2 separate regions of the Homo sapiens genome follow, and region 2 is linked to region 1. A link is a contact called in ENCODE Hi-C or POLR2A ChIA-PET data. All regions are on one chromosome and are shown on one strand. The core of a region is the stretch at or near the end of the contact, and the rest is flanking DNA. Distances in the headings are between cores, read along the strand shown. Region 1 has its middle 39 kb from the start of NSG1. Region 2 overlaps LOC101928306 (a long non-coding RNA gene).

Region 1 (3,277 bases), core at 14-2,513:
GAACCAAAAGATATTTTGGGGACCTTGGGAAGAGAGAAATTCACCCAATTTGTACAAGTATTACAGGTGCAGTCTAGCGGTGAATCCTTGGTTTGATGTCCTAGCCTTGAGACTTTTAAAAGTCTAATCTGAAATTCCTTCTGAACGTTCCAGCAAAGTCAACTTAAAAGGGTCTATATGGCCAATCACTATTCTTGCTGCACTTTATGCAAATAATCAGGCCAAGTATAATACTAAACTTTGGTAAAAATAGGGACTGGAGAAAAAAGTTAGGCTCCTGAAGAAAGCTATAGAACACCTGTTATTAGATTCCAGCCCCCGACCATTGTTTTTGAGTTCTTTTATTATTTTCCTACAATTTGAACTGAATCCCCAATGGAATAGGCTTTGTTACTATGTATCTCTCAGGGTTTTGCTTCTTCCAAGAAAACCAGAAAATGATATTCTGAAGAGTGGAGATGATTCAACAAGCAACAACAGCATTTATATAAATCAGTGGCTTGAATGAGGACTACCCAGGAATGAGACTTCCCAGCACTGAGGGATGAAGGACATCTATCACTGCCACCTGCACAGAGACTGATCATCAATGCTGCCATGGGAATAATTTTGATCAACAGGGGGGATATGAGAAAAGAAAAATAGCTCAGAGCAGGCTGAGAACTGAGAGATCTGCAGACCCACAGAGACATGGGTATGGAATTCCAGTCATTCCCTGGCCCCCTGTAGCCGGTGCCTACACCTGGGGACAATTGTTTAAAGTTATTTTGTTCCTACCGGTTGGGCGTGGTGGCTCACGCCTGTAATCCCAGTGAGAGGTGAAGCCAGCTGGGCTTCTGGGTTGGGTGGGGACTTGGAGAACTTTTCTGTCTAACTAAAGGATTGTAAACACACCAATCAGCGCTCTGTGTCTAGCTAAAGGTTTGTAAACGCACCAATCAGCGCTCAGTAAAAACGCACCAATCAGCACTCTGTAAAAACGCACCAATCAGCACTCTGTGTCTAGCTAAAGGTTTGTAAACGCACCAATCAGCACTCTGTAAAAACGACCAATCAGCACTCTGTAAAATGGACTAATCAGCAGGATGTGGTCAGGGCCAAATAAGGGAATAAACGCTGGCCACCTGAGCCAGCAGCTGCAAACCGTTGGGGTCCCCTTGCAGGATGTGGAAGCTTTGATCTTTGGCTCTTCACAATAAATCTTGCTGCTGCTCACTCTTTGGGTCCCCACTAGCTTTATTGTAACACTCACTGTGAAGGTCTGTGGCTTCACTCCTGAAGTCAGCGAGACCACAAACCCATCGGGAGGAACAAACAACTCTGGACGCGCCACCTTTAAGAGTTGTAACACTCACTGCTAAGGTCTGCAGCTTCACTCCTGAAGTTAGCGAGACCACGAACCCACTGGAAGAAGAAACTCGGGACACATCTGAACATCTGAAGGAGCAAACTCTGGACACACCATCTTTAAGAACTGTAACACTCACCGCGAGGGTCCGTGGCTTCATTCTTGAAGTCAGCGAGACGAAGAACGCACCAGAAGTAACCAATTCCAGACACACCAGCACTTTGGGAGGCCAAGACCAGCAGATCACAAGGTCAGGAGTTCAAAACCAGCCTGACCAACATGGTGAAACCCCATCTCTACTAAAAATACAAAAATTAGCCGGGCGTGGTGGCGCATGCCTGTAATCCCAGCTACTTAGGAGGCTGAGGCAGGAGAATCGCTTGAACTCAGGAGGTGGAGGTTGTGGCGAGCTGAGATTACACCATTGCACTCCAGCCTGGGCCACAGAACAAGACTCTGTCTCAAAAAACAAAAAAAGAAAAGAAAAAAAAAGTTATTTTGTTCCTGCCTAGCTGCCTCACTCATTATCTTCATGTTCCTGAAATGTGTGATAAAAAGAACAACCTATACCCAATCAAAACTTGTTATTTTACTACACGTTCTTGATAAACAACTCAGGAACTGCCTCTTCTTTTCCTTTAAAAATTTACTTTTAACTGCTGCTAATTGGAGTGTATATTCAGAGCAATTTGAATCTATGCTCCTGGGATGCAATCCTCAAGCTTGGCCCAAATAAACTTTGTACTTAAATGAATGTTGCCTCAGCTTCTTCCTTTTAAGTCAACAGAGGCAGCTGTGTTCCTCACTAGGGGTCTGTTTTCTAGGTAGATAGGGGAGCGTCAGAGAATAGCCTCCTCCAGTGCTTTGAGAGAGACAGAAGGTTGACAGGCAGGAGGAGAGGGATCAGAGAGACCTTGAGGCTGCTTCTTCAGGTCTGCATGGGAAGTGTCATATTGTGGGGAATTGTTTTCTGTGCTCCAACAATAGTATATGACATGGCCCCATATCTGTCCCAGAGAGAGGCCCTTGTCATACTTGGAAATTTTTCTCTTTATGACTCTTGTCATGAGTATCTCAAGTCCTTTTATTCTGCACAATTTTGTACACATTTGTGGTCCCACTGGATATACAATTTTGCATCCCTTCTCACTTAGCATAAGCATTCTTCTAAGTTAGCAAAAACCCTTTTATTTTATCAATGCCTATGGTTAGACATTTAAGCTAGTTTTAATTTGTTTCTGCCACTGTTTTTTTTTTTTTTTTTCAGATGTTGTAACAGCATCTTTGTATAGAAATTGTGACCACATCTCTGATTATTTCCTTGGGAGAGAGTTTTAGAAGTGGAATCATGGAATCAAATGGAATGGATCTTTTGGCCGCCCCTGGGAAACACTGTCCAATTGCTTCCCGAAAAGAGGCCACAGCAATGTAGGAAAGTGACTGTTCAAGAAACAGTTTCCAGCATTCACAATTACCATTTACAAAAACTTTCACTAATGAAGGCCAAGAAATGGCATCTTACATCAGTTAGTATTTATTTGATCACCAGGGGGTGAAAACATTTGCAGGCATGTTAACTAGTAATATTTTCTTCTGTGGGTTGCCTGTTAATTCTCTTTGCTTCTGACCTTTTATTTATTTTATTATTTCAATAGTTTTTGGGAGTACAGGTGGATTTTGGTTACATCACTGAGTTCTTTAGTGGCGAATTCTGAGATTTTAGTGCACCCATCACCCCAGCAGTGTACACTGTACCCAATATGTTGTCTTTTATCCCTCATCCACCTCCCAACCTCCCCCGATCCCTGCCCCAGCTTTTGACTTCTTAAAAGTACAACAAAAGGCCTGGCGTGATGACTCACGCCTGTAATCCCAGCACTTCGGGAGGCTGAGGCAGGCGGATCACCTGAGGTCGGGAGTTCGAGACCA
Region 2 (3,404 bases), core at 308-2,807, 600 kb before region 1:
GTCCCCACCCAAATCTCATCTTGAATTGTAGCTCTCATAATTCCCATGTGTTGTGGGGGGGACCCAGTGAAAGATAATTGAATCATGGGGGTGGTTCCCCCCACACCGTTCTTGTGGTAGTGAATAAGTCCCAAGATCTGATGATTTTATGAGCGGTTGCCCTTTTCACTTGGTTCTCTCAATTTTCTCTTGCCTGCCACCATGTAAGACATGCCTTTTGCCTTCGGCCATGACTGTGAGGCCTCTCCAGCCACATGGAACTGTGAGTCCATTAAACCTCTTTTTCTTTATAAATTACCCAGTCTCGGGTATGTCTTTTTCAGCAGTGTGAAGATGGACTAATACACCATCTCTTTCAACTGTCCTCCAGCCTCCTGCCTGCCCTGCTATGGCACAGCCCCTGCCTCTGCTGCTCATGGGCCTCTTTAGCTCATCCTCCCGGCCCCCAGCCACTTCCACCCTACACTGGGCTCCAGGGAGGTGAGCTTACAGGCCAAGGCAGGCCACCTGGATAGCCCATGGAACCCCTTCCCTACCATTCCAATAATGCTATTTCCATGCACAGTTGCACACATGTGTGACGGTGTGTGTATGTGTGTGGGGGGGTGTATGAGAAAGAGAGAGAGACAGAGAGAGAGAGAGAGGTTTTATCCAGAGGAAATTAAGTCTCCCCATGATCTGCAGTGCCCAGACCTGGTCTGTTCAGTTCAGCTATCTAAGCTGCAAGTTTCTCTATGAGCAAAATGGGGGAAATAAGACCTAAAACCTAATTAATAGAGTTAATACATGCAAAGTGCTTAAAAGTCCACCTCAAATGTTCAAATAATGCTCACTGGCTAGTTTTATTGTATGATTAGTGCACAGATTTGTTGTTTCAATTAAATGAGATGCTATGTACAAGGGACAAAAACAATGCCAGGTAAACTGGAGCTGCTCAATGAGCAGTTGATGTTAATTTTAGGGATAAATGCTCAGGTCCAAAAACTTTGGGTTGATGACCCCAGGCAGAGTTGAAGTAGCCAAAACTCCCTCTCATTGGCCTGCATCAGAAGGTACAGGGTCAGGGATAGTCAAGAGCATTAACCAACCTGTGCTGAGTGCCTCTGTTTGCATTGCTCTGAAATTACTTAATATCCATAATATTAGAGGATGAACCATTTAATTACGCATTTCATTTACTCTCCACTACTCTTGCCCCCATCTGAAAGAGGAGGAGGCTGAGGCACAGAGAGACTAAGTAATGTGTCAAGATCACACAGCAGGTGAGTGTTGAAACTCTGCACAGGGCACAGGGCAGAGCTCTTTCTCTCAGGAAGCAGAGCTGGTCTTTGTGCAGAATCAGTTCTACCCAGCCATTCACTCCGAGAGGCAAAAAGGGGCAGCTGCTGGACCATTTGAAGTCCCCAACCCATGTGATAGAAATGCCTCAGCTGCCCACAGCCTGCCAAAACAGACCTTCACGTCACGGGCTGGTTCCCTCGCACACGGAGTCAACCAGCCTGAAACCACCATTGCGAATCTGTTTCCTGTTTTGACAGCTCACAATCCACCGTGCCACTGCTCTTTCACAAGTCTCCTCTGCCAGCCAGGCTGCTTCTGAAGCTCAGTCATGCTTTTAATAAAGGGCCGGCGGGGGAAATCAGTCCCAGGGAGCACTGCACAAATGTACGGGCTGAGAGGCTGCCGTTCAAATGTGTTCATTGTCCACAGACTCCCCTGGCCTCCAGGGTGCAGAGGCCTTCAGCCTCCACCAGTTTCTCAACCCCACTCTGAAAGGCAGGGGGTGATGAGAAGCATTGCTTGTGGCCTGGTCCCTCATGGTAAAAAGCTGGTAGTATCACACCCCCACCCCACAACCCCTGCCTCAGCCTGGCTGTGTGTGTGTGTGTGTGTGTGTGTGTGTGTGTGTGTGTGAGAGAGAGAGAGAGAGAGAGAGAGAGAACTTTCCAACAAACTCAAGCTCTGCCACTAACTAGCTGTGTGACCCTAAGAAGTCACTTATTTTTGGAGCTTAGTCTTCTCAACTGGAAAATGAGGGGCTTGGACAACAGTGATGTTTTCAAACCCAGAAGAATCCTAGAAATTTCTGGTTGTGCTTGGCCGATTTGAAAATCCTGGGTTTGATAAAAAGATAATTCGGTTCTAGAAGCCATCACCATTGTCAGAATCAACATTCGTTGAGCCTGGTGGGGTTCAGGATGTTGCCCTGAGAGCTGGGGTACTGAGAGGTATTATATCATTTTGTTCCATGCCAAATTGCTATTGCCTTAATAGTAGCTTCAGTTAACTGATAAAGCAATCAAATAGCAAGTATTTAGTGCCATCGTGGGCCAGGGAAAAAGCCAGAACCAACCTGAACTGTTCCCTGGGTTCAAATTCCACAATATTGCTGAGCTCAGAGCCCCATCTGTAAATTGTGGATTCTAATGCTTCCCTCTGAGTTTGTGAGAACCAAGGAATTGACATTTGAAAATGCTGGACACATCTGTGGTCGTCAATAATATGCCAATTTCTCTTTCCCCCAATTATCAAAGTTTAGGGGCTAGACTGTGCCACAGAGAATAAAGATAAGAACTTTTGGCTTGAAGAACTGTTTTATTTGGCTGAAGAGAAAAGACAAACACTGAGCGTGGCTCTGCAAGCCTGCTAGGGATTTTTGAAGAAAACATTTACAATCTATCTATAGAGATGAGTAATTACTCCTCAAAGCAGGTAAAACTCTGGCTTCCCAGGGCGCCTCACCTAGATATTTTTCTAGAGTTCCCCTTTGGAAACCACTTTTAAAACCAGAGAAATGTTTTTCAAATGTATCACTGTTGTTGCCAATTCATTCATTCATTCATTCATTCATTCACTCAGCAAATATTCATTGGAATAAGTACTACATCTTAGTGTTTGAGATACCACTAGGAAGTGCAATTGTAAATACGATGGTAAAGCCAGCCCTCAGTGTCCACATGGGACCCATGGGTACTGAGAGCTGATTAGAAGATATTTGAGCATCCATGGATTTTGATGTCCTCGGGGGTCCTGGACCCAATCCCCCATGGATACAGAGGGCCAACTGTATTCCTATTGTTATTTTATCATGGATGCTGTGGTTGTTGCTTTCATTACTTTTGATAATGATATCCCTGTTCTAAAGCAGCCGATAGCCTGGATTTGATTAATTTTAGCATCAGAAGTTATTTGGAGCTAAGTATAGCAACTCAAGAAACCTATGACGTGGGGTAATAGTAAGAATGTCTTCACAGTGCTTTCTCATAATATGCTTTTCCATCAAATCATTTACTGTATCCTGGTAAGACCTCTATTAAAAAGGAGCTATTTCTCCTACTATACAGAGAAGAAAAATAAGGCTCAGAGAGAGAAAAGATCTTGTCGAAGTTCACATAGCTAAAAAG

The links. Hi-C counts contacts between places; a loop is a spot of excess contacts on that map. ChIA-PET counts read pairs that join two places held with the same protein, here RNA polymerase II (POLR2A). Pooled maps may share reads with other maps.
Region 2: a map with no recorded cell type shows a loop between it and region 1 (6-fold over the local background). The contact joins two enhancer-like sites. A Hi-C loop is called at or near these places in 1 of 37 single-sample maps with no recorded cell type and 3 of 50 pooled maps. POLR2A ChIA-PET finds 5 or more read pairs at or near these places in 1 of 52 experiments (activated B cell).

The regions. Positions count from the first base shown.
Region 1 is chr4:4,346,682-4,349,958 of GRCh38, reverse strand. No RefSeq gene overlaps it. Among named protein-coding and RNA genes, the nearest start is that of NSG1, 39 kb to the left of the region's middle. Within about 2 kb of position 1,263, at least 3 of the 41 ENCODE cell types and tissues checked have a DNase peak (open chromatin) inside an H3K27ac peak, as active enhancers do.
Region 2 is chr4:4,942,269-4,945,672 of GRCh38, reverse strand. All of the region lies in intron 2 of LOC101928306 (a long non-coding RNA gene), which reads right to left. Among named protein-coding and RNA genes, the nearest start is that of CYTL1, 75 kb to the left of the region's middle. Within about 2 kb of position 1,557, at least 6 of the 41 ENCODE cell types and tissues checked have a DNase peak (open chromatin) inside an H3K27ac peak, as active enhancers do.